Linked DNA regions of Homo sapiens: region 1 is linked to region 2. A link is a loop called in an ENCODE intact Hi-C map of the cell type or tissue named here. Cell type or tissue: CD14-positive monocyte. All regions are shown on one strand. Each heading gives the region's core, and the rest is flanking DNA. Links, peaks and the distances in the headings are about the cores only. Region 1 holds the start of LOC105376229 (a long non-coding RNA gene). Region 2 overlaps WHRN (whirlin).

Region 1 (16,001 bases), core at 3,663-11,662, 88 kb before region 2:
GATCACAAGGTCAGGAGATCGAGACCATCCTGTGAATGGTGAAACCCCGTCTCTACTAAAAATACAAAACATTAGCCGGGCGTGGTGGCAGGCGCCTGTAGTCCCAGCTACTCGGGAGGCTGAGGCAGGAGAATGGCGTGAACCCGGGAGGCGGAGCTTGCAGTGAGACGAGATCGCGCCACTACACTCCAGCCTGGGTGACAGAGCGAGACTCCGTCTCAAAAAAAAAAAAAAAAAAAATGGGCAGCAACAGTTCTGAGAAATCTTCACCTTTTTCCAGGAACCTTCATGAATATTCTGCCCCTTGGCTAAGGAAACCCATAAAGATAGAAACCCCAAACCCGATGGCATAGCTCTCTGTCTTGAGAACACCTGCACCTCCCTTTCTTGAGTGTGTACTCTGCACTTTGCAATAAATCTCAGTACTTTCACTATTTTTCTGCTAGTCCTTGAATTCCTTCTCATGACAGTGACAAAACCTGGACACCAGCAGGGGTCGAGTTCCCACTGGCTTTTGGGGACTTCACCACAGAAGATAAGAAATGACCTAGTGTATCTGGTCAATGAAAGGTCACCTTAGACAAGGGGACTCCTTCCAGAGACTCTGCAGTGCCACTGCAAATGGTGGGATAGGCTGTTTACTGCATAAGGAGGCAAGACTGGGCTAAATTCCAGCCCATACCCGGACCATTTGACCCAGAAGGAGCATCTTTTTAATTTTATTTTTTAAATTAATTTATTTATTTTTTAATTTTTAAGACAGAGTCTTGCTCTGTCACCCAGGCTGGAGTGCTGTGGCGTGATCTCTGCTCACTGCAACCTCCACCTCACAGATTCAAGCAATTCTCATGCCTTAGCCTCCCAAGTAGCTGGGATTACAAGTGTAAACCATCACATCTGGCTAATTTTTGTATTTTTAGTAGAGACGGGTTTTGCCATGTTGGCCAGGCTGGTCTTGAACTCCTGGGCTCAAGCGATCCTCTCGCCTCGGCCTCCCAAAGAGCTGGGATTGCAGTGGTGAGCCACCATGACTGGCTCGTCTATAATTTTTACTTAACAGTAATTATCTTCCATATAAATCAAGGGAGAGGAAGGGTTAGCTATGCATTAATTCTCAACATCCATTAATTCTCAACATCCTGTCCACCTAAAGAAAGAAACTAAGGCAAAATTAATACAGAGAATTTATTTGGGCAGAGTTTGAGGACTCCAGCCCAGGACACACTTCCAAGTTGACTGGGAGAGTGCTTTGTTTGGCCTTTGTTATTAAACAGGGTTTTAAAAGCAAGAAGTGGGCTGATGCAAAGTTGTTTGACAGGAATTCTCACTGGTTTACAGAGATGACATTGGTTAGCAACTGGCTATGTTAGTAGCGGTGAATCAGTGAATCTGTAGGGTTCTGCAGCAACCTCAATTCTTGCCTCATCAGAAGAAAGAATTTGACCCAGGGGCATAAGGCAAAGTGAGAGACTGAGGCAAGTTTTAGAGCAGGAGTGAAAGTTTATTAAAAAGCTTTAGAGTGGGAATGAAAGGAAGGAAAGTCCACTTGGAAGAGGGCCAAGTGGGTGACTTGAGAGATCAAATGTGTAGTTTGACCTTTGACTTGAGGTTTTATATGTTGGCATTTTTCTGGGGTCTTGCATTACTTCTCTCCTGATTCTTCTTCCCTTGGAGTGGGCTGTCCGCATGTACAGTGGCCTGCCAGCATTTCAGAGGGGCTGCGTGCGCAGCGTGTTTACGGGAGTTATATGCATGCTCACTTGAGGCATTCTTCCCTTAGTCAAATACTCTTAGAAGGTCATATACCAGTTAAACTCTGCCATTTTGCCTCTTAGTGTGAATGTCTGAGCCCACTCACCCAACTTGGAAGGCTGTTCATCACTAGTATCTGGTTTTTCTAACTACTGGGAGACTGCCTTTCCCTGGCACTAGGTGTGACAAGTGGCGTGATCTTGGCTCACTGCAGCTTTGACCACCTGGGCTTAAGCCATCTTCCCACCTTAACTTCCTGATTAGCTGGAACTACAGGTGTGCACCACCACACCCAGCTAATTTTTGTATTTTTTGTAGAGACGTACTTTTGTCATATTGCCCAGGCTGGTCTCAAACTCCTGGACACAAGGGATCTACCTGCCTTGGCCTCCCAAAGTGCTGGGATACAGGCATGAGCCACCATGCCCAACCAAGTGATTGGTTAACATCAGTTTACCTCAGTTTACTTTTTTGTTAAGGATTAAAGCAGAGAGAACTTCATTATCATGCCAATTGAAACTGGCCTGTTCAGGAAGTTAGGCTGTTATCTCTCTCTTGATTTATGGGAAGGTCAGATAACAAATTAGTTTTGGTTTGGTGGCATGGAAACCTCAGCCTGAGTGATTCCATTTTGATTTTTAGTCTGGTCTGCTGGGGCCTAGTACAGAAGCTTAGACCAAAAGAATGGCTATGTATATATATAGTTTACCATATGATCGAGCCACTGCAGTCTAGTCTTCTCATGTGTGCCTGACTAGCTACTATAACAGCTAGACATCGTTGAGCTATAGGGTATGGGATATGGCATCCAGCATATGGCATTTGGTGACTACTTGGCATCAGTTGATCTAGAGACTATGTAGCAAGTGGCTTCAAGAGGTAATTGTGGCTGGGTGTGGTGGCTCACACTTGCAATCCCAGCACTTTGGGAGGACGAGGCAAGAGGATCGCTTGAGCTCAGGAATTTGAGACCAGCCTGGCCAACATGGCAAAACACATCTCTACTAAAAATACAAAAATTAGCCAGGTGTGGTGGTGCACACCTGCAATCCCAGCTACTTGGGAGGCTGAGGCACGAGAATCACTTCAATCTGGGAGGCGGAGGTTGCGGTGAGCGGAAATAATGCCACTGTGCCCCAGCCTGGGTGACAGAGCAAGATTCTGTCTCAAAAATTTTTTAAAATTAAAAAATTAAAATGGATCACGAGGTCAGGAGATCGAGACCATCCTAGCTAACACAGTGAAATCCCATCTCTACTAAAAATAGAAAAAATTAGCCAGACGTGGTGGCGGGCACCTGTAGTCCCAGCTACTCGGGAGGCTGAGGCAGGAGAATGGCGTGAACCTGGTAGGCGGAGCTTGCAGTGAGCCGAGATCGCGCCACTGGCCTCCAGCCTGGGCGACAGAGCAAGACTCCGTCTCAAAAAAAAAAAAATTTAAAAAGATGCACCTTCTGGGCCAAATGGTCACAGTATGGGCTGGATTTTAGCCCAGTCTTGCCTCCAGTCTTGCACTCTAGCCTGAGCAACAGAGCAAAACTCTGTCTCTCTAAAAAAATAAAATAAAAAGTAGAAGTCTAAAAATTGTTTTTAAATTAAAAAAAAAACAGGAAAAGGAAATTTAAAAAACAATCACTTATTTCTCTATAGTTCTGTTTCCTTGTGCCTGCCTTGCAGAGGAGAACTTTGAAATGACCAATCCGCCAGGCGCGGTGGCTCACACCTGTAATCCCAGCACTTTGGAAGTCCGAGGTGGGTGGATCACGAGGTCAGGAGACTCTGCTCGGCTCATTGGAACACTTATTCTATTTTATGGAATGAAGTGTTTAATTTATTTAGGATATTTAAAGATATTTAAATTTAAGATATTTAAACTCTTAGGTTGGGTGCAGTGACTCATGCCTGTAAACCCAGCACTTTGGGAGGCCAAAGCAGGCGGATCACCTGAGGTCAGGCATTTGAGACCAGCCTGGCCAACATGGCAAAACCCCATCTCTACTGAAAATATAAAAAAATTAGCCGGGCATGGTGGTGTGCGCCTGTAATCCTAGCTACTCAGGAGGCTGAGGCAAGAGAATCACTTGAACCCGGGAGGCGGAGGTTACAGTGAGCTGAGATGGTGCCACTGCACTCCAGCCTGGGTGACAGAGCAGGACTCTGTCTCAAAAAAAAAAAAATTATTACAGATATTGTTTAATATTATATTTATATTATGTAAATAATATATTTAACATTTAAACACAATATATGTATATAATAATATTTATTATATTTCAAGCGCTCGATAGCTACATATATATACATATATGCATACAATAGAACATTCTGCTAAGTGAAATGAGCCAGTCACAAAAGGACAAATACTGTATTAATCCATTTATAAGAGGTTCCTAGCATTGTCAAACTTATAGAGACAGAAAGTAGAATGGTGGTTGCCAGGAGCAAGGCGGGTGATGGGGGAGTAGGGAAGAAAGGAATCAGGGGTTGTTTAATATGTAGACAGTTTCTGTTCTGTAAGATGAAAATGTTCTGGAGTTTAATCCCACAACTATATGAATGCAGTTAATGTTACTGAACTGTACACTTAAAAATGGTCAGGATGATAACTTTTATATTATATTTTACTACAATTAAAAATAAAACATTGTTAAAACAAAAAAAATCTATTTTACTTTTTCTCTTTACTTTTAAAAATGTGCCCAACAGGAAAATTTATTACTACTCATGTGGTATGCATTATATTTCTGTTGATGCTACTCTAGAAAACAGAATTTTGATATCCAAGGGTTTTTTAACAAAGTAACTTGATCATGAGAAATAAAAATAAAATCCTAAACCTCCCAGCCAACTGAATGGGCCCCCTCTTGGCCAACCGGATCCCAGAAAATCTTTAAATGCTGAGCTCCCAGTCATGTTGGGACAGGAGGTCAGACACACCTCAGGAGGCCCCTTCCTTACTAACCTCAGCCAGAATTCTTTCCTAAGGAATAAGCAGAGAGCAGCTCTAGAAAACAAGAAACAGATGAGGCGTGGTGGCTCACACCTGTAATCTCAGCACTTTGGGAGGCTTAGCTGGGAGGATTGCTTGAGCTCAGGAGTTCATGACCAGCCTGGGCAACATAGTGAGATCCTGTCTCTACAGAAAAATTTTAAAAATAACATTAATACAGAAAAAAAGGAAACAAGAAACAAAGAATTCATTCCTTTATCACCTCTAGTCAATCACCTGAGGCCGTGACCAGACTCCCCGTCTCTTTTGCAGTTTCCACACAGCAACTGACCAGCACTCCTTCCTGTTAAGAGGTCACCAACCATAGAGCAGTTCTGGGCAGGGTATAGAGGCTGCAGTGAGGGACAGTGAGCTCTGTGTCCTCTGCTTCACCTTTTGACATCAGAGGGCTGAAAACACCTCCCTCAGATCATGCTAATGTCGCAGTTTTTGGAACATGCAACCCATGAAGAGGCATGAAGTTCAATTGTACATGTGCATGTTTCTTGTTTCATAAATATTCATGAGTCCTTCTATAGCTTACTGCGTATGTATACTCAGCCAACCAGCTCAGCATAAATTTCTGTTTTACACTTCCCATTCTTTTTTTTTTTGAAGACAGAGTCACGGTCTGTCACCAGGCTGGCATGCAATGGTATGATCTCAGCTCACTGCAACCTCTGCCTCCTGGATTCAAGCGATTCTCCTGCCTCAGCCTCTTGAGTAGCTGGGACTACAGGCATGCACCACTATGCCCAGCTAATTTTTGTATTTTTTAATAGAGACAGCGTTTCACCATGTTGGCCAGGAGGGTCTCGATCTCTTGACCCCGTGATCCACCCGCCTCAGCCTCCCAAAGTGCTGGGATTACAGGCGTGAGCCACTGCACCGGCCTCTACACTTCCCATTCTTGAAGCTCCTGTTCCCCATCTTCTGTCACAGGCTATGCTTCCCAACCTGTCAGAATGGCCACCTTGTGGATCACCTGAGGTTAGGAGTTCGAGACCAGCCTGGCCAACATGGTGAAACTTCGTCTCTACTAAAAATACAAAAATTAGCCAGGCGTGGTGGCGGGTGCCTGTAATCCCAGCTACTGGGGAGGCTGAGGCAGGAGAATCGCTTGAACCTGGGAGGCACAGGTTGCAGTGAGCTGAGATCGCCCCATTGCCCCACTGCACTCCAGCCTGGGCAACAAGCACGAAACTCCGTCACAAAAAGAAAAAAAAAGAATGGCCCAACTTGCAGGCTGCAACCCTTTATGAGAAATAGAACCCTGCCTTCGAAATTTGTGACCCTCATCACTCTTCAGGTGACAATATAGACTGAAGAATGAGGAAGAGGTAACTAACCAAGCTTGAGGTGTCCACATTGGGGTAGGGTTTGAGGTTAGGAGGGTTGGAGAGCTTTTGAGGCAGAAAGAACAACTTGAGTAAAAGCCCTGAGGCAAAAGAGAGAATGGAGTGTTCCAGAAAGAGCAGTGAAGCTGGAGTGCACAGACAGAGGGGAAGAAGGCCCTGAGGTGAGGCCGGAGAAGTAGGCAGGGGCCAGCTCAGTGGGGCCTGGAGGCCTTGCTAAGGACTTTGGCCTTTATCTCAAAGCAATGGGGGCCAGGTGCAGTGGCTCACACTGCTAATCACAACACTTTGGGAGGCTGAGGTGGGCAGATACCTGAAGTCAGGAGGTGAGACCAGCCTGGCCAATATGATGAAATATGTCTCTACTAAAAATACAAAAATTAGCTGGGTATGGTGGCAGGCGCCTGTAATCCCAGCTGCTTAGGAAGCCAAGGCAGGAGAATTGCTTGAACCCGAGAGGTGGAGGTTGCAGTGAGCCAAGATAGTGCCACGCACTCCAGACTGGGCAACAGAGTGAGGCTCCATCATAAACAAATAAATAAATAAAGTAAATAAATCAAGCAAGCAAGCAAGCAATGGGAGGGCAGCAGGAGAATGGCAGGAATGCCTTTTAAGAGATTGCTCTTTCTGGCATCTCCGATGCAGGGAGCCAGAGCCTATGTGTGTGTGCCCCTTTTTGTTTAATTTTCACACTTTTTTCATGAGATTAACAACGTTGAACTTTACCTAAGCCCTATGCTCCTGGAAAACGGCAAGAGTTAAGACATCTCCCAACCTTTTGTTTTTCACACTCCCCTCATCCTTTTGTGTTCCTGGAAATTGCTTACCTGTAAGAACCACTGGCTCCTCCCATTAATTAATTAATTAATTATTTCTTTTTCTTCTATGTTTGTTTTTTGTTTTTGTTTTTGTTTTGAGACAGGGTCTCACTTTGTTGCCCAGGCTGGAGTGCAGTGGTGCATTCATAGCTCACTGTAGGCTCTACCTCCCAGGATCAAGTAATCCTCCCACCTCTGCCCCCAAGTAGCTGGGACACCTGGCTAACTTTTTAATTTTTTGTAGAGATGGAGGTCTCTCTTTTTTTTTTTTTTTTTTTTTGAGATGGAGTTTCACTCTTGTCACCCAGCCTGGAGTGCAGTGGAGCGATCTCGGCTGGCTGCAACCTGCAACCTCTGCTTCCTGGGTTGAAGCGATTCTCCTGCCTCAGCCTTCTGAATAGCTGGGATTACAGGTGTGTGCCACCATGCCCAGCTAATTTTTGTATTTTTAGTAGAGATGTGGTTTCACCATGCTGGCCAAGCTGGTCTCAAACTCCTGACCTCAGGTGATTTGCCCACCTTGGAACTACCAAAGTGCTGGGATTACAGGTGTGAGCCACTGCTCCAGGCTCCACTAATTTAGATAAGACTCCCTTCTATAGGATTCACAGATGACTTCCAGGTATTTGTGACAAGGTCAAATGCAGACCCTTCAACTTCGAGTTCCTTTTTTCATGAGCAATTAAGATTAGAATTGCCTGTCCCCCTGAAACTAGAGACAAAAGTAAACATTTTCTGTTCAGCTGGTAGAGACTTCCCCTGATTGCAAAACCATTCTAACTGTTCCTTATGCAACTGTGACTTGCCCATTCCTAACTATAAAGGTCTAAGGCAAAGCTACTTTGCCAGAATACTTTGATCTTCACATCTAGATGGCTCTCCCTATTGCAATAGCCTTAATAAAATCTTATCCTTAATTTTCCTATGCATTTTGTCTCTTTTTTTTTTTTTTGAGGCAGTCTCTCTCTGTCACCCAGGCTGGAGTGCAGTGGAGCAATCTTGGCTCGCTGCAACCTCTGCTTCCCAGGTTCAAACAATTCTCCTGCCTCAGCCTCCCGAGTAGCTGGGATTGCAAGTGCCCGCCACCATGCCCACCTAATTTTTATATTTTTAGTAGAGACGGGGTTTCACCATGTTGATCAGGCTGGTCTCGATCTCTTGACTTCGTGATTTGCCCACCTCGGCCTCCCAAAGTGCTGGGGTTACAGGCATGAGCCACCGCATCTGGCCCTCATAAGTCTATTTTTAAAAATTTATCCTTTACTTGGTCACTTCCCCCCTTCAAATATCACAGGTTTTCTTTTAATTTTTTTCTCAAAGTATAAACAGTATGAAATATAAACAAGCTTTTGCATTGCACATGTAGAGGTGTGTGCAATTCAAGCATCATGGAACTATCTACACACCAAAAAAAAAAAAAACCCATCAAATCTTAAACAATTCCTTAAAAATATCAAGGCTCAGAAAGAACTAAAACCCACTTTTTTTTTGTTACACATAAAATTCAAATATTCTGTCTGAAGAAATACACTTAATCATTTTCGCTGTCTTCTACATCTGCATGGTGGTATACTTACAAAAATACGCCTGTATGATCATGTTTAATCTTACTGTTTCCAGCCAGTTTTTTTTGTTTGTTTTTTTTCTTGAGACGGAGTCTCACTCATTGCCCAGGCTGGAGTGCAGTGGCATGATCTCGGCTCACCGCAACCTCTGTCTCCCAGGTTCAAGCAATTCTCCTGCCTCAGCCTCCAGAGTAGCTGGGATTACAGGTGTGCGCCATCACGCCTGGCTAATTTTTGTATTTTTAGTAGAGATGAGGTTTCGCCATGTTGGCCAGGTCTCGAACTCCTGACCTCAGGTGATACACCTGCCTCAGCCTCCCAAAGTGCTGGGATTACAGGCCTGAGCCACTGCACCCAGCCTCCAGCCAGGTATAAAACCTCAAAACCAGCCATCCAGAAAAAACAGGTAATCAGAAAGCTGATCTCTTCCCCACCTCTCTAACCCCAATAACTATGAGGTCAGTTTTATGACAGGACTCCAAACACTGGATTGTGATGAGAAATGCTAGGTCCAGTTTCTTCATAATCCTTTTTGGCATGGCGTACTCATAGACGCCAGCATGTATCCTCCAAATCAGACTGTATTGCTACATGTGTTGTGTAGTGATTTGTGTATCAATAGGTTTTGGCCTCAATCTACTGCTACTCAATTCCTCACTTAATTCCTGGCATCTTAGAGTTCAAATCTCTCATAAGCAATATTCAAAGTACCTGAACATAGTTGAACCACCAGAGAGGACAATATTCTTGCAGGGAAGATGTCTGACATTCACAGGACAATCCTGAATTACTTCATCTACAACTTCCGGGGTAGGTTGTGTGAAGTCTGGATTAGCAAACTCTGGATTTAAAAAAAAAAAAAAAGATCTCAGGTCCCAAGAATCTCTCATACTAAACATCAATGAAAAGGTCCTTGTTTGAAATGGCATCAGGCCGGGCACGGAGGCTCACTCCTGTAATCCCAGCACTTTGGGAGGCCGAGGCAGATCACGAGGTCAGGAGTTCAAGACCAGCCTGGCCAATATGGTGAAACCCCATCTCTACTAAAAATATAAAAATTAGCCAGGCATGGTGGTGCACACCTGTAGTCCCAGCTACTCGGGAGGCTGAGGCTAAAGAATCAATCGCTTGAACCCAGGAGGCAGAGGTTGCAGTGAGCCGAGATCACGCCACTGCACTCCAGCCTGGGTGACAGAGCAAGACTCCATCTCAAAAAAAAAATAATAATAATAAATAATAAATAAAAAACAAAAGGTTCAGAGAGCTTCCAAGTTGGTGAAGTTGGTGAAACGTTGTAGCCACGTTGGACAGAGGAGTGAGTAACTTGGGAACTCACTACTTTCAACTGATATCTGAAGTAGGGGACAGTCTGCTGGGACTGAGACCTTAACCTGTGGTTAAGGTCTGACTCTAGGTGGATAGCGTCATAACTGTATTGTAAGACACCCAGATGGTGGCCAGAGAGCTGTTAAATTGTTTAAAGTGAAGGAAAACCCCACACACATTTGGTGTCAGAAGTAAAAAATGATGTGAGCAGAGTTTTTTTTCTTCTTTTACTATAAGAAGTGTGAAAGTTAGGTCGGGCACGGTGGCTCACACCTCTAATCCCAGCACTTTTGGAGGCTGAGGCGGGCAGATCGCCTGAGATCGGGAGTTTGACCAGCCTGGCCAGCATAGCGAAACCTCGATTCTACTAAAAATACAAAATTTAGCCGGGTGTGGTGGCAGGCGCTTGTAATCCCAGCTACTTGGGAAGCTGAGGCAGGAGAATCGCTTGAACCTGGGGGGCAGAGGTTGCAGTGAGCCAAGATCGTGCTATTGCACTCCAGCCTGGGCAACGGAGCGAGACTCCATCTCAAAACAAAAAGAAGTGTGAAAGTTTTCAGAATCCAAATGGAGTTACTTGTGTCAAACCCAAACATATGGCTGGGGAAGGCCATGAAGGGAGAGTTCTCATCACGCATGTATGCAGCTTTGAATGTGGCCCAACACAAATTCGTGAACTTTCTTAAAACATTGCAAGATTTTTTTGCAATTTTTTTTTTACCTTATCAGCTATTGTTAGTGTTAGTGTATTTCATGTGTGGCCCAAGACAATTCTTCTTCTTCCGATGTGGCCCAGGGAAGAGAAAAAGATTGGACACCCCTGACTTAGAGTTAGAAGTGAGACCTACGTCAAGATCACCTTGAGTAATGTAATCTTGGCTCACTGCAACTGCTGCCTCTTGGGCTCAAGCCATCCTCCCTATTCAGTCTGCCAAGTAGCTAGGACTACAGGTGTATACCGCCACAACTGGCTAATTTTTGTATTTTTTTGTAGAGACAGGGTTTCTCTATGTTTCCACAGGGCTCAAGTGATCCACCCACCTCAACCTCCCAAAGTGCTGGGATTACAAGCATGAGCCACCATGCCCAGCCTCTGGTGAGTCTTCTCTCAGGCTGAACCTCCCTCTTTTTTTGTAGAAGCTCTTTGACTTTATTTGGGGTCTGGTCTGGTAATAAGGCCTTTTTTTTTTTTTTTTTTGAGATGGACTTTCATTCTTGTTCCCCAGGCTGAAGTGCAATGGCACGATCTCAGCTTACTGCAACCTGTACCTCCCAGGCTCAAGCGATTTTCCTGCCTCAGCCAACCAAGTAGCTGGCATTACAGGCATGCGCCACCATTCCTGGTTAATTTTGTATTTTTAGTAGAGATGGGGTTTCACCATGTTTGTCAGACTGGTCTCGAACTCCTGACCTCAAGGGATCCACCCGCCTCAGCCTCCCAAAGTACTGGGATTATAGGCATGAGCCACTGCGCCCGGCCAAGACCTCCTTAATAAATGACCTTGCATCCTTCTTGGGACTATAAAAGGCTTTTGTCTTTTCTGGCAAGCACGTCCTATGAGGATAGCATCATCACAGAGCAAAGTCTGGTTTGTACAGAATTTATGTTCTCTCTGTGAGGCACCCCTTTTCCGGTGAATTCTCTTTTGTTTTTTTCTGCATGCCTGATATAATATTTCCTGTGGTCCACACACCTGGCTTAAAATTTTTGAGGCTGTCTTACTTTGATATCATTTTGGATTGGTTACGTGTATCTGCAAATGATTTGGGGGTTCTTTTATTTTTCCCTGCTTGTTTCTGAACATTTTCTGAGGGCAAAAAATAAACATTCTAAGTGGTGGGCACAGGTGGGCCAATGAAAAGCCACTAGGGGCTGGGCGTGGTGACTCAGGCCTGTAATCCCAGCGCTTTGCGAGGCCGAGGCGGGCAGATCACCTGATCAGGAGTTCAAGACCAGCCTGGCCAACATGGCAAAACCCCATCTCTACTAAAAATACGATATTAGCCAGGTGTGGTGGTGCATGCCTGTAATCCCAGCTACTCGGGAGGCTGAGACAGGAGAATCGTTTGAACCCAGGAAATGAAGGTTGCAGTGAGCCGAGATCGTGCCGTTGCACTTCAGCCTGGGCAACATGAGCGAAACTCCGTCTCAAAATAATAAAAAATAAAAGCCACTAGGGTAGTTGCCACCATCTATGAGGGACTCTTGTCCCTGAAGAAAAAGTCTCCCATGTTAAGATAAACAGGTATGATTATTACTGGGGTGCCTGCCAGTCTCAAGAAAATTGCCATGTGACTAGGAAAAACTTGGTCACAGGTTGGACAACTTCGGATAAAGGCCATCTGCCAGGTATAAAAAAAGTATTCTGTGCCAGGTACACTGTAAAAAAAAAAAAACACGGGTCCAAGCCCCTGACATTCCCAGCAGGGCTTATAGGGGTTTCTTCTGCTCTCAAAAGATTAATAAAAAATTGGACAGGATTCTCAAAATTCTAGGCATGCCAGACTTTCTGGGATGGCATTCCAGCTGGAAAGATATTCAAAATTGATGGCCTAATCTCATGCACATTTTTAAACTGATGGGCAATCTATACCAAGGATAATTTATGGCCATTATGGGAATTATTTGAATTTTCTAAACTTGTTTTTCTCAGAAAACCTCAACTACAGAGTTAAGCAGTCTAAACGTTGGATGCATGAAGAGGCTTCTGATCGCTCTATGTACTTTTGTTGTTGTTGTTTATTCTGAATCTGCTAATTTTTTCACTTGTATTAAGATAAATCTTTTTTTTTTTTTTTTTTTGAGACGGAGTCTCGCTCTGTCGCCCAGGCTGGAGCGCAGTGGCGCAATCTCGGCTCACTGCAAGCTCCGCCTCCCGGGTCCACGCCATTCTCCCGCCTCAGCCTCCCGAGTAGCTGGGACTACAGGCGCCCGCCACCACGCCCGGCTAATTTTTTGTATTTTTAGTAGAGACGGGGTTTCACCATTCACAGGATGGTCTTGATCTCCTGACCTTGTGATCCGTCTGCCTCTGCCTCCCAAAGTGCTGGGATTACAGGCGTGAGCCACCGCGCCCAGCCAAGATAAATCTTTCACTAAAGGCTGCTTGGAGCTTTTCATTTTTCCTCCAACCCCTAAATGAAATATAAACATCCAAGAGTTCACTAGAACAACTCATTTGAAACTGAAAAAAGGGGGGGAGAAGGTTAAAAAAAAAAAGCCTTTTTAAAACCAAAGTGCTATGGAAACTGCCCAAAATTTGGTTCACAGCCTTCATAATATTACATCTCAGGACAAATAAAAATTTTCAAGTTTAGCCATATGAACATGACCCTAACTTGTCCCATTTTGTTAGGGATATAATTTGGATCCAACTGTATTTTTATAAGCTGACAAGTTTATTACTGTTTTACTGTGTGATGATTAGAATTTTAAAGTAAAAACTATAATTTTTTTGTTTTTCTTCATCTATATGTTTTTACGTTTTTGTGTCTACATATTTTATGTATATTATTTTAAATTTACAGAGATCTCTAATTGGCTTGAAGGAAAATAATTAAGTGCTTAAAAAGTAATTTATTAGAAATATAGTAATTAACACAAATGCTTTTAAGTTCACATGAACATAAATCTATACTTTTTTTTTTTTTCTGATATGGAGTCTTGCTCTGTCACCCAGGCTGGAGTGCAGTGGCACAATCTTTGCTCACCACAACCTCCGTCTCCTGGGTTCAAGTGATTCTCCTGCCTCAGCCTCCCGAGTAGCTGGGATTACAGGCATGCGCCACCACTCCTGGCTTATTTTTTGTATTTTTAGTAGAGACAGGGTTTCACCATGTTGGCCAAGCTGGTCTCGAACTCCTGATCTCGTGATCCGCCTGCTTCAGCCTCCCAAAGTGCTGAGATTACAGGCGTGAGCCACCACGCCTGGTGGGTAAATCTTTTGTAAGTAAACTAATCTTAAAATTGTTGGTAAAATAGGCTGGACATGGTGGCTCACACCTGTAATCCCAGCACTATGGGAGGCCGAGGTGGGCAGATCACTTGAGGTCAGGAGTTTGAGACCAGCCTGGTCAACATAGTGAAACCCCAACTCTACTAAAAATACAAAAATTAGCTGGGCATGGTGGCACACACCTGTGATCCCAGCTACTCAGGTGGCTGAGGCAGGAGAATCACTTGAACCTGGGAGGTGAAGGTTGCGGTGAGCTGAGATCGTGCTATTGCACTCAAGCCTTGGTGACAGAGTGAAACTCCACCTCAAAAAAGAAAAGAAAAAAAAAATTGTTGGTAAAATAAAAATAAAAATGTCTTCAGAATTCTTAGCATAAATTTTTGCCTGAGTTTACTGGTCAGAAAGTTCTATATTTGTCTCCGCTAGATGTTCTAAGGTCATAGACCCACAAATCCAGCCTTAAAAGCAAAATTATCTTTGTGTAATTCTTTGATGAATAAGGCTACTTTAATATTGTTTAAATTTTTTTTTTGTAGTGATGGAGTCTTGCTATGTTACTCAGGCTAGTCTCAAACTCCTGAGCTCAAGCAGTTCTCCTGCCTCAGCCTCCCAAAGTGTTGGGATTATAGATGTGAGCCACTGCACCTAGCCAGTAAAAAATTGTTTTAAAAAAGAACATGAATATATGTTTTTAATTTAAAAATAATAATTATATCTAATTCAGACATTATTTAAAGGTGGTTTCAAAATATAGATTTAAGAAGAAAATAAAAACAAGGCAAAGAAATCAATAAGTAGGAAGAGACATGCAAAGAAAATTATAAATATGAGAAGGTATCTTTGGTAAGAAAGATGAAAAAGATACATAACTTTGTATGAGAAAGAATCTTGTGTGGTAAAAATGATAAAGAAAAAGAAAAGCAAATTTTTGTCCTAAGGTAGAATAATTATTTGTTCCAATATTAAAAAAGAAAGTCTAAAACAAAATTAGGCCTAAGCAAGCCATAAGAGGTTTGAGCAACTTGCAAAAGGTTTGTGAAACATGAATCTTATGAAATAAATTTTGTATGTAATCAAGTTGGCTAAATTTAGAAGGAAATTGTTTATAAATTTTTCTGAAAATTGAATATACTGATACAAAACCCAAAACTAGTTCTCTATGTTTAAAGCAGCAAGGGTTTCCTGGAGTATCATTGCTCTTAGTTAAAAAAAAAATTACCACAGGTTTTGGTTTTTAATTCTGAAATCTGGCTGGATGTGGTGACTCACACCTGTAATCCTGGTGCTTTGGGAGGCCGAGGCAGGAGGATTGCTTGAGGCCATGAGTTTGAGACCAGCTTAGACAATATCATGAGACCCCAATCTCTACCAAAAAAAATTAAAAATTAGCCAGGTATGATGGTGCACACTTTTAGTTCCTCCCCCACCCCCCAACCTTCTCAGGAGGCTGAGGTGGGAGGATCAGTTGAGCTCAGGAGTTTGAGTCTGCAGTGAGCTATGATGGTACCACTGTACTCCAGCCTGGGCAACATAATAAGACCCTATCTCTAAAAAAACAAACAAACAAAAACCCTGAAATCTGATTCTTTAAATTTTTTACCATCTTCTGAACTATAACCTCTTCCTGTTTTATGGTTTCTGTTTAATTTCCCTAATTCTAGGTTTAGAATGCTATCTTTTAAATTAGTAAGTTACTTTCTCAAAATAGAGTCTTTCTCTTGAAGATTTTCAGATTTATGTCTCAGAAGCTCAACTTCTGCTGCACCTCATTGCACATGATTTGCAGGTCATACACCATTGCCTTCTGCTCTTCCTCCTTCTCCCCTTAAGAAGGCACACTTTTTTTTTTTTTTTTTGAGACGGATTCTCACTCCGTCACCCAGGCTGAAGTGTAATGGCATGGTCTTGGCTCACTGCAACCTCCGCCTCCTGGGTTCAAGCGATTCTCCTGCCTCAGCCTCCCGAGTAGCTGGGACTACAGGTGCATGACACCACACCCGGCTAATTTTTGTATTTTTAACAGAGACGGGGTTTCACTGTGTTGGCCAGGCTGGTCTCGAACTCCTGACCTCGTGATCCACCTGCCTCGGCCTCCCAAAGTGCTGGAATTACAGGCATGAACCACCGTACCCGGCCACACTTTTTTTTTTTCTTAATCAACTTAATGACTCACTCCCTTGACATTTTGGTAAGCTTCTGCATTTATTTTCTCTGGTTCTAACTCTGCTGTTGAGGCCTAAT
Region 2 (8,000 bases), core at 1-8,000:
ATATTTATGACTCTGAGAATCTTGTTCTTCCTTAAAGAAAAAAAAAGAATAAACAGACAAAACTTAAAAGAACATTTATAAAGCAATTTACTTAAATTATAACAGACTAAAAGCCAGGCTTTGAGGATAATTGAAGAATTGCATTAAAGAGGAATCAATATCTTTCTGGAATCTGTTCTGTCCTTATGAGTTGTTTTGCAAAGGGGTGGACAGCCTATCTGTCACTTTGTTGCAAATTTCTTGTAGCATTATTCCCAAGGTCAGGATTTTATCCCTCTCTTTGAAGGTTTATGTTTTTTTCTTTTCACACAGCCTTAACTCACCCAAACATTTAGAAGCAATGACAGTGGAGAGCAGGGACTTTAAAATGTCAGGTCTTTCTTCCAGCCTCTGAGATCCCGGCATTCGCAGCATGGAAGCAAAGGTTTCCTTCTGCATCCTTACATTGAACCCTCAGAGAAGGTCAAACTCTTAAAAGAGGGTGGAAGGAATGAACAGTTGGTTTTTATATCTTTTTTAAAAAAAACTTTTTCTTTAAATGTTCTTCTTTCCTTAAATACTCTCCTATCCAGCCGTTGGTTTTTAAAAACCTACTTCGTGAGGCCCAAATTAAAGGCATATCTAAATAGCACTAAAGAAAACCAGAAAAGGGGAGAAGACACCCACGTTCCCATCCTTCTAACTGGACATCATACATTTCTCTGCCATCTCCCCTGGCCTTTATCCTTGTGTATTCACATTTCCTCAATTGTCGAATCACCTGCTTCCTTGCATTTCTTTTTGACGTATGTTGTCATTGCGTTTAATGATCCTTATGTTGGGCTGCATTTCAGGGATGGGGTCTTGGATGAGTTCACACCAATGCTCTGTGGTCCACTCGATTTACCCTGGGATGCAGCAGCGCAAGGAAGCGAGGTGGCCGCACAGAGCCGGAGCAGATGGACCGTGTCGTGGCATGGCTGTGTCGCGGGTCCTGGCTCCCTGATGAGCACACAGATGTTGAGGATGCTACTGTGAAGCCACAGTTCTTTGAGAAACAGAATTCTTACCACACCATTGCCCAGTTATGTCATCATTCCAAAATAATATAAGAATAACAATTTTTGGACTTTTGTTTAAGAGAATGTTTACAAATGACATGTGTTCTTAGACCAAACTCAGTAGCTGCAGAGCCTTTCTATAGAGTGGAGGGAGAGAGGTAGGAGGAGAAAGCAGAATGATTGCCCAAGCATCTGTAAAAAGGATCTCCATCTCCAGCTGCATAGAAAAGGTATCTAATTCTAGAAATGTGCTTAGATTTTAGTGTTTATTCACTCAGCAGTGGTTTTATTGAGCATCTACCATGTGAATGGTGTAGTTTAACCCCCGCTTTAAACTTTACATATCTCATTTGCTTATTTACTAATACATTTATAATTAAGATTCTTACTTAAGTCAAAAGTAATGGAGTGAGTTAACCTGAAAAGCACTTCATTAAAAAGGTAGAGGAATCAGAAGTGATCTTGGAAAGTGTGTGTGTGTGTGTGTGTGCACGCGTGTGTGCGTGTGTGTGTGTACGTGTGTGTGCGTGTGTGTGTGTGTGTATGTGTGTGTGGTGCCTTTGATAGGAACAGTATTTATATTGAAATTGAATTCTGAGCCCCCTAGCAACCAAGGCAAAAGGAGAAATTAATGGATTATTTCCATTCTACTAGAGAAATCATTGGTAACTTCAGGAGAGGTAAATTTCCTTATTGGTGTTCAATTCCAAGAAGAAAGCATCCTTTCATTTCTTCACTGTCTCTTTATGTGGAATCTCTTACCATCTCCTATGTTTTCTATTTATTGATACATCTCTGATCAAGCCACAACAATTTCTTGCCTTCCTGGTCAACTGAGAAGAGTGTAGATAATAAAATAATCATTTGCATAAGTAAGTATGTTGAGATATGTACTTTCAGGGACAGAGCATCACGTGCAAAGGCCTGAAGTGGAGAAGAGCTTGGAGTACTTGATCCTATAAGACAGCTCAGGTGGCAGGGCAGGAGATGAGGCTGGCCAGGCATCAGGACCAGGCGCACAGGCCCAAGATGCACTGTGGGGAGTTTTATAGCAGAAGCAATGGGGAGAGTTTGGGGCAGGGAAGGGTCAGAGTCCACGTATGTTTTATAAGGATTCTCTGGTTGCTCTGCAGTGACTGGGCTGAGAGAGGAGGCTGGGAAGCTGTTGCAGTTAGTGGTCCCTGTAAGAGGTAATTAACACAGATGAAAATGGTACAGATGGAAGGAGCTTGGAAGACAGAGTGCTAATTAGGGTTTTACTTTCTCATGACATTAAAATAAGCTACTGGGGCAGAGTCCGCATCACCAATTTCTGTCCTCCCTCAAAGCAGGGCTAAATGGGAAGGGACTTTCCAGTCCATGTGGCTGGACACAGCACCTGCTCGGGGTTCAAGACCCTAAGGGACTTTCTTTTGTTTACATCCTGTGAGGCCCATGTCCTTTTTAAAAACCCTCCCCTGTCTGTCTTGGGCCAAGGTGTAGGATTGGCCTGGTGTTTAAGGGGGTGTGAATCCCCTTAAACTGCTGGTGAGAGGGCAATGGAGAGAAGCGAGGAGAGAGGTATAAAAGCCCTGCCTTTTATCTTCTGTGACCGTGCATAGACACTTCACCACCTAGAATCGCTTTCCTCATCTGTGCAGTGGGAAGAATAAAATGTGGCATCATCGCTGTAATTTTGCTGTTACTAATGCTACCCACTATTTGCCAAGCACCTCCTGTGCGCCCTGCCCAGTGCAAGATGCTTTATGCACATTTTCTCATTGGCCCTCATTCAGTTTACATGACAGCTCCATGAGCATAGGCGTTATGGCCCCTTTTAATAGGTGGGAACACTGAGGCCAGAGAAGTTAAGTAACTTGTCTGAAGTCTCATAGCTAGGAAGGGGTTGAACACTGTTTGAGAATGGCTTTCTAGCAACTGTACCTTCCACTGGAAAACACTTTTGAGGGAGTTCGCACCCTAAGACACCACCAGGTTACCGTTTTCATTTTGGTGCTTTGCAGTGCTTTAGGGCCCAAGATTTAGCCCCCAGATGATTGGAAGATAGAGCCAAGATCTGCCTAAACTGGGAGCTTTTTGGAAACTGTGGAAGAAAGCACGAAGGAGTGTGGATCTCTCCACCAGAGTGAGCACTCCCTTGGGAGAAGGACATTGCGAGGCCTCCACCCAGCCCTGTCCACATTGTCAGGGGAATTCAGGTCCTCTGTAGGCCCAGATGGCATAGTGCTTCCCCCTGCAGGTAGATACAGGAACTACAAAAGGGATAAGGCATGCCCCAGGGGACACTGGCAAGGAAATGTGATTGTCTGTGAATAAAGACTCACTGCCTATGGCTTCAGGAATTCCATTTTTCTCTAGTTTAGGGAATTAGATGCATGAATGCCCCAAGATGGCACATACAAGGATGTTCATCGCAGGTGATGGTGCTAGCAAAAAATGAGAAACACCCTAAATGTCCATTGATAGGAGAATGAGAATTCGGTAGTGGTGAGTCCCTTCCAGGGAATGGGATGGAGTATTGGAAGAGATGAGCTTTATGTCATTGAACTGGTAAGAAAAGATCTTCAAAATACATTTTTAGTGGAAAAAAAGATGGAGCAGAAAATGTTCAGTTGTGAGTTGATTTATGTAATCAGATGATAAGCTTGTATATGTATATATACGTGTTTATAAAGTACAAGAGCAAGTCAGGAAGGGCAGACATCAACACATATCAGTCGTTACCATGGGTGGTGGGTTGAGACTTCCACTCTGGGTTCTGGGTACTGAGTTCTCTACAGTACCCAGAATTTCTTGTTAGACAAAAAAAAAAAAAAAATTTTTTTTTGGTATCTCTTACCTAGGTTCCAGGTGCTAAACCTTTTATATATATATTGACTAATTTAATAATCAGAACTACCCTGTGAGATAATACCTCTGTTATCTCTTTCACTCTCGCTCTCTTTTTTTTTTTTGGTATCTCTTACCTAGGTTCCAGGTGCTAAACACTATATATATTATATATATATATATATATATATATATATATATATATATATATATATATACACACACACACACACACAACACACACACACACTCTACACACACACACACACTCTACACACACACACACACACACTAATTTAATCATCAGAACTACCCTGTGAGATAATACCTATGTTATTTCTCTCTTTTTTTTTTTTTTTTTTTGCCTGGGAAGCTGGGGCACAGATTGGGTAAGTAACTTGCCCAAGGTTACTGTTGGCAGGTGGCAGAGCTAGGATGGAATTCCCACAGCCTACCTCCAGGGCTGTGGCTCTTAACCACACTTTCTTCACTTGTCTCTCCAAATTCCATGTGTATCTAATGTGTCTATGCTCACATTAAAGTGGAGAAGTGTGGACTGCCTGACTACTGATCTGAAAGAGCACTGCTCTGTGTCCTAATTTGAACAGATTCCTGAGGCTGTCTGGCATATAGAAAACTCATTGAATATCTTGTTCAACGATGAATGAATGGATGGTTGGCTAAACGAGTGAAAAGGAGCAGGGAGAGGTTCTAAAGGAAACAGAACATGTAATGTGCCTCAAGGAACTTGTCTTGTAGTCTTAAAGACAAGATCACGAATGTGACTCAGAGCCTGTGGTATAGACGGCAGCACAATCACAGAAGTGTGCTGGATGCTCTTGGAGGACAGAGTCAGCCACAATCTGGGAAGCTTTTCTGGAGGTCGTGGGAAAGGAGCTGAGTGTTGAAGGCAGCGCAGATACGAGGAAATGTGGATTAAAGAAGGATGTTTCTTAAAAAGAAGAAAGTTGGGGGACACGTGTTTGTGTCCATATAGATTCGAGGTTTAGAGAATTTCTGGGACCTCTGTTTGGGAGAAGGAACTGGCAGCCTCAGGAAGGGAATTAGCATGCATTTAGTACCTACCATGTGCTAGGTACTGTATACGCAGTTTACAGTTTCTTAAATCTTTTCAACAGTTGCTTTTAATTTTATTATTATTTTGAGACAGAATCTTGCGATGTTGCCCCAGCTGGAGTGCAGTGGCTCGATCATAGCTCACCGTAGTCTCGATCTTTTGGGCTCAAGCAAACCTCCCAACTCAGCCTCCTGAGTAGCTAGGACTGCAGGTGCACACCATTATGCCTGGATAATTTTAAATTTTAAAAAAAAAATTTTTTTTGTGGCGTCTCACCATGTTGTCCAGGCTACTCTTGAACTCCTGGCCTCAAGTAATCCTCCTGCCTCTGTCCCCCAAAGTGCTGGGGTTGCAGGCCTGAGCTGCTGTGCCCAGGCAACAATTGATATTTATATACTTATTTATTTAGAGACGGAGTCTCGCTCTGTAGCTCAGGCTGTAGTGCAGTGGTGCAATCTTGGCTCATGGTAACCTCCGCCTCCTGGGGTCAAGCAATTCTTCTGCCTCAGCCTCCTGAGTAGCTGGGATTACAGCCACCCGCCACCATGCCTGGCTAATTTTTTGTATTTTTAGTAGAGACGTGGTTTCACCATGTTGGCCAGGCTGGCCTTGAACTCCTGACTTCAGGTGATCCACCCGCCTCGGCCTCCCAAAGTGCTGGGATTGCAGGCCTGAGCCACTGCGCCTGACCAGCAATTGCTTTTTAAATATAGAAACAGGCACAGAGAGTTTAGGCAATTGGCTCAGTGTCACACAGCAAGTCATCTACAGAGCCAACACCATTGTCCGGTGTGTCTGAACACACAAAGCCCCAGCTAGGCAAGGTGCGGCTGCGAAGAGCAGGCATGCATAATTTTTTCCTCCCTTCTGGGTCACTAAGATGGGTCTTAGACCAGTTCTCCTTCCTGTTGTTGAGTCTCTGTTTCCGAAAAGAGAAAACCTTGCCCTTTGAGGTCTGCACCCTGAAATAAGCTGGGTGACTCATCATTACGTGTCCTTGCTTGAGACTTTTTTGGAATACCTCTGTTGCACGTGCTCCTCAGCACAGTGATCTGATAGTCTTGTGACCTTGAGGTCCACCCCATGCTTGCCTTTGGTGTATGGTTTTGAACACAGAAGCATGTGTGCGTCTGCCATGTTAACACATCCCATTAGCCCCCTACACTGTGACCCTCTCCAGTCTATTTCTCACTCCTCTGCTAAGCAGAGAATCATGTCAGCCTGGTCTATGATTTTGGGGTTTCAGAGTTGGCTCCAAAGAGCTGAGTGAGGCAAATTTGCCTCCTGAGAGCATTAATCCAAGTAGCAAGTTATTAAGTTTGAAGACATACACATATAATTTACATTTCCATAATCATAACGTGCTGCCAGAATAGTCATCTGGTGATGGATAGTATCTTAGTCGTGCCATCTGCTGGGTCAGATCGAGATTTCTCTATGATTTGAGTTGGTGGAATGCCCCAGGGTCAAGTTTCACCAGTAAACACGTGATAACAGGTATGGGAACACAGCACTCTAATGACCATCCCTGCATGCGGTGGGCTCTCCCCAGATCTTGCAATTTTCCTTTTCAGCCGTAGCTCATTGAATTCCTCAGTGATAGGCATTGTGCTAATAGGGCTCCTCTAAGTAAAGAGAAAGGAGAATGGTGATCTTCATTTTGCAGGAGAGAAAACAGAAGAACAGAGAGGTTTGGTAACTTGTGTGAGGTGGCACAGCTAATATGCCATTGATTCAGGAAGACTGGTGGATCCTGTGGAGCTGTCATGGCTAGAGAGGGGTGTGGTTGATGGAGAGTCACTAGCGTGCAGATGGATGTGTTGGATGTGACTTACCACCTGCAGGCAGCTTCCTACAAAGAGCAAGGACACAGCCGTGGCCTCGGAGGGGCAGCCCTCTGGCCTTCAAGTCCTGTCAAAATCTCCTGCTGCTGCTGATAGTGCCGAGTTGGGGTGCGTATCCTGCCATAACTGAGATGCTCCAATTGTCCTTCTGGTGTTTTCTTAAACCCTGTGGAACCTCAGAGCCCCCAGGCTCTGGATCTGGTTCAGTGACCTGGTAGCAACACCAGCCAGCATAGCTCAAGTGCTCACTGCTGGGATGGGAGAAACTGAGGACAGTTTTCCAGGCCCAGAAGTCAGGTGCCCATAGGTGCAACCCTCAGCCTGCCTGGAGTTATCCCTGGGTGTCCCAGAGCCCCTGATCTCTCTGCTTTAATGACCTGTGACCACCATGAGAGCAAATACAGTCTTTCCTTCTAAATACAGCCCTGAATCAGAAAGACATAGAAGTTTAACTTGGGACAGGATCTTAGCAAACAGGTCCAACCTGCTCATTGCCAGAGGGCAAAACCAAGACCTAGCAAGGGGAGAAGTAACCCTAGGACACCCACCAAGCTAATGGCACAACAGGGACCTGCTGGGTCTCTGTCTCACAGGCTCAAGCTCTGCTGCCTGAGGCTACTCACTCTGTAGGCTGCTCTGGTGAGAGAAGTAAAATGAGTGGTCTGGTGCACGTAACCATGGGTGAGGATCTCGCGATCCCCCAGGTGGCCTGAGCCTCAGGGATCAAGGTAGCAATGGTGGGTGAGTTTGAAAGGCTGGCAGGGTGGCTACAGGGGAAAAAACATGACCAGCTTTGTTTAGGAAATAACTCTCCTGTTGAATGATGCCCGTTAAAATAAGCAAGCAATGGTTTGTAGAAATGGAGACAAGAAGGCAGTAGGAGCAGAGACCGTCCTCTTCCCCTTCCCTGCATGACCCACACACATTTTAGTGGCATTAAACAGCAATGGATGGAGCTGTTCCTGCAGGATTCTGATGGCCACTGCACCAAGACCATATCCCAAGAGCCTGCGTAGATATTGAAAGTCTGTCTCAGGAATCTTGTTTATCATCAGTTTCGCCAGAAATATAAAAAAGCAGTAGAGGATGATGATTTTCTTGCTCTCCAACACCCAGAAAAAGCCCATATTTATCCCTAAAGAATAGTCATTATCAGAGGTAGATGAATGGTCTACGCTTGAGTGGCTGTCTGAGTTTCTAATCTCAGAG

The links. Hi-C counts contacts between places; a loop is a spot of excess contacts. Peaks named below come from ENCODE experiments on the same cell type or tissue, not always from the same donor. Only the 100,000 strongest peaks of a DNase experiment are listed, where the experiment ranks them.
Region 1: it touches region 2 in a loop (2.0-fold over the local background); 12 of 110 quality-filtered maps call a loop at or near these places.

Annotation. Positions count from the first base shown.
Region 1 is chr9:114,566,314-114,582,314 of GRCh38, reverse strand. LOC105376229 (a long non-coding RNA gene) reads left to right here and starts at 15,872. Exons shown (of 3, transcript XR_930260.2): 1 at 15,872-15,948. In CD14-positive monocyte, for the core only: no CTCF peak of the experiment used is centred there; a DNase peak (open chromatin) is centred at 7,684; H3K27ac peaks cover 304 bases.
Region 2 is chr9:114,483,047-114,491,046 of GRCh38, reverse strand. The region is part of intron 1 of WHRN (whirlin); the gene reads left to right. LOC124902254 (a long non-coding RNA gene) reads left to right here. Exons shown (of 2, transcript XR_007061743.1): 2 at 1-72. Among named protein-coding and RNA genes, the nearest start is that of WHRN, 18 kb to the left of the region's middle. RefSeq lists an enhancer at 2,295-2,354. In CD14-positive monocyte, for the core only: CTCF peaks have their summits at 3,086 and 3,286 (motif pointing left); DNase peaks (open chromatin) are centred at 3,256 and 5,936; H3K27ac peaks cover 679 bases.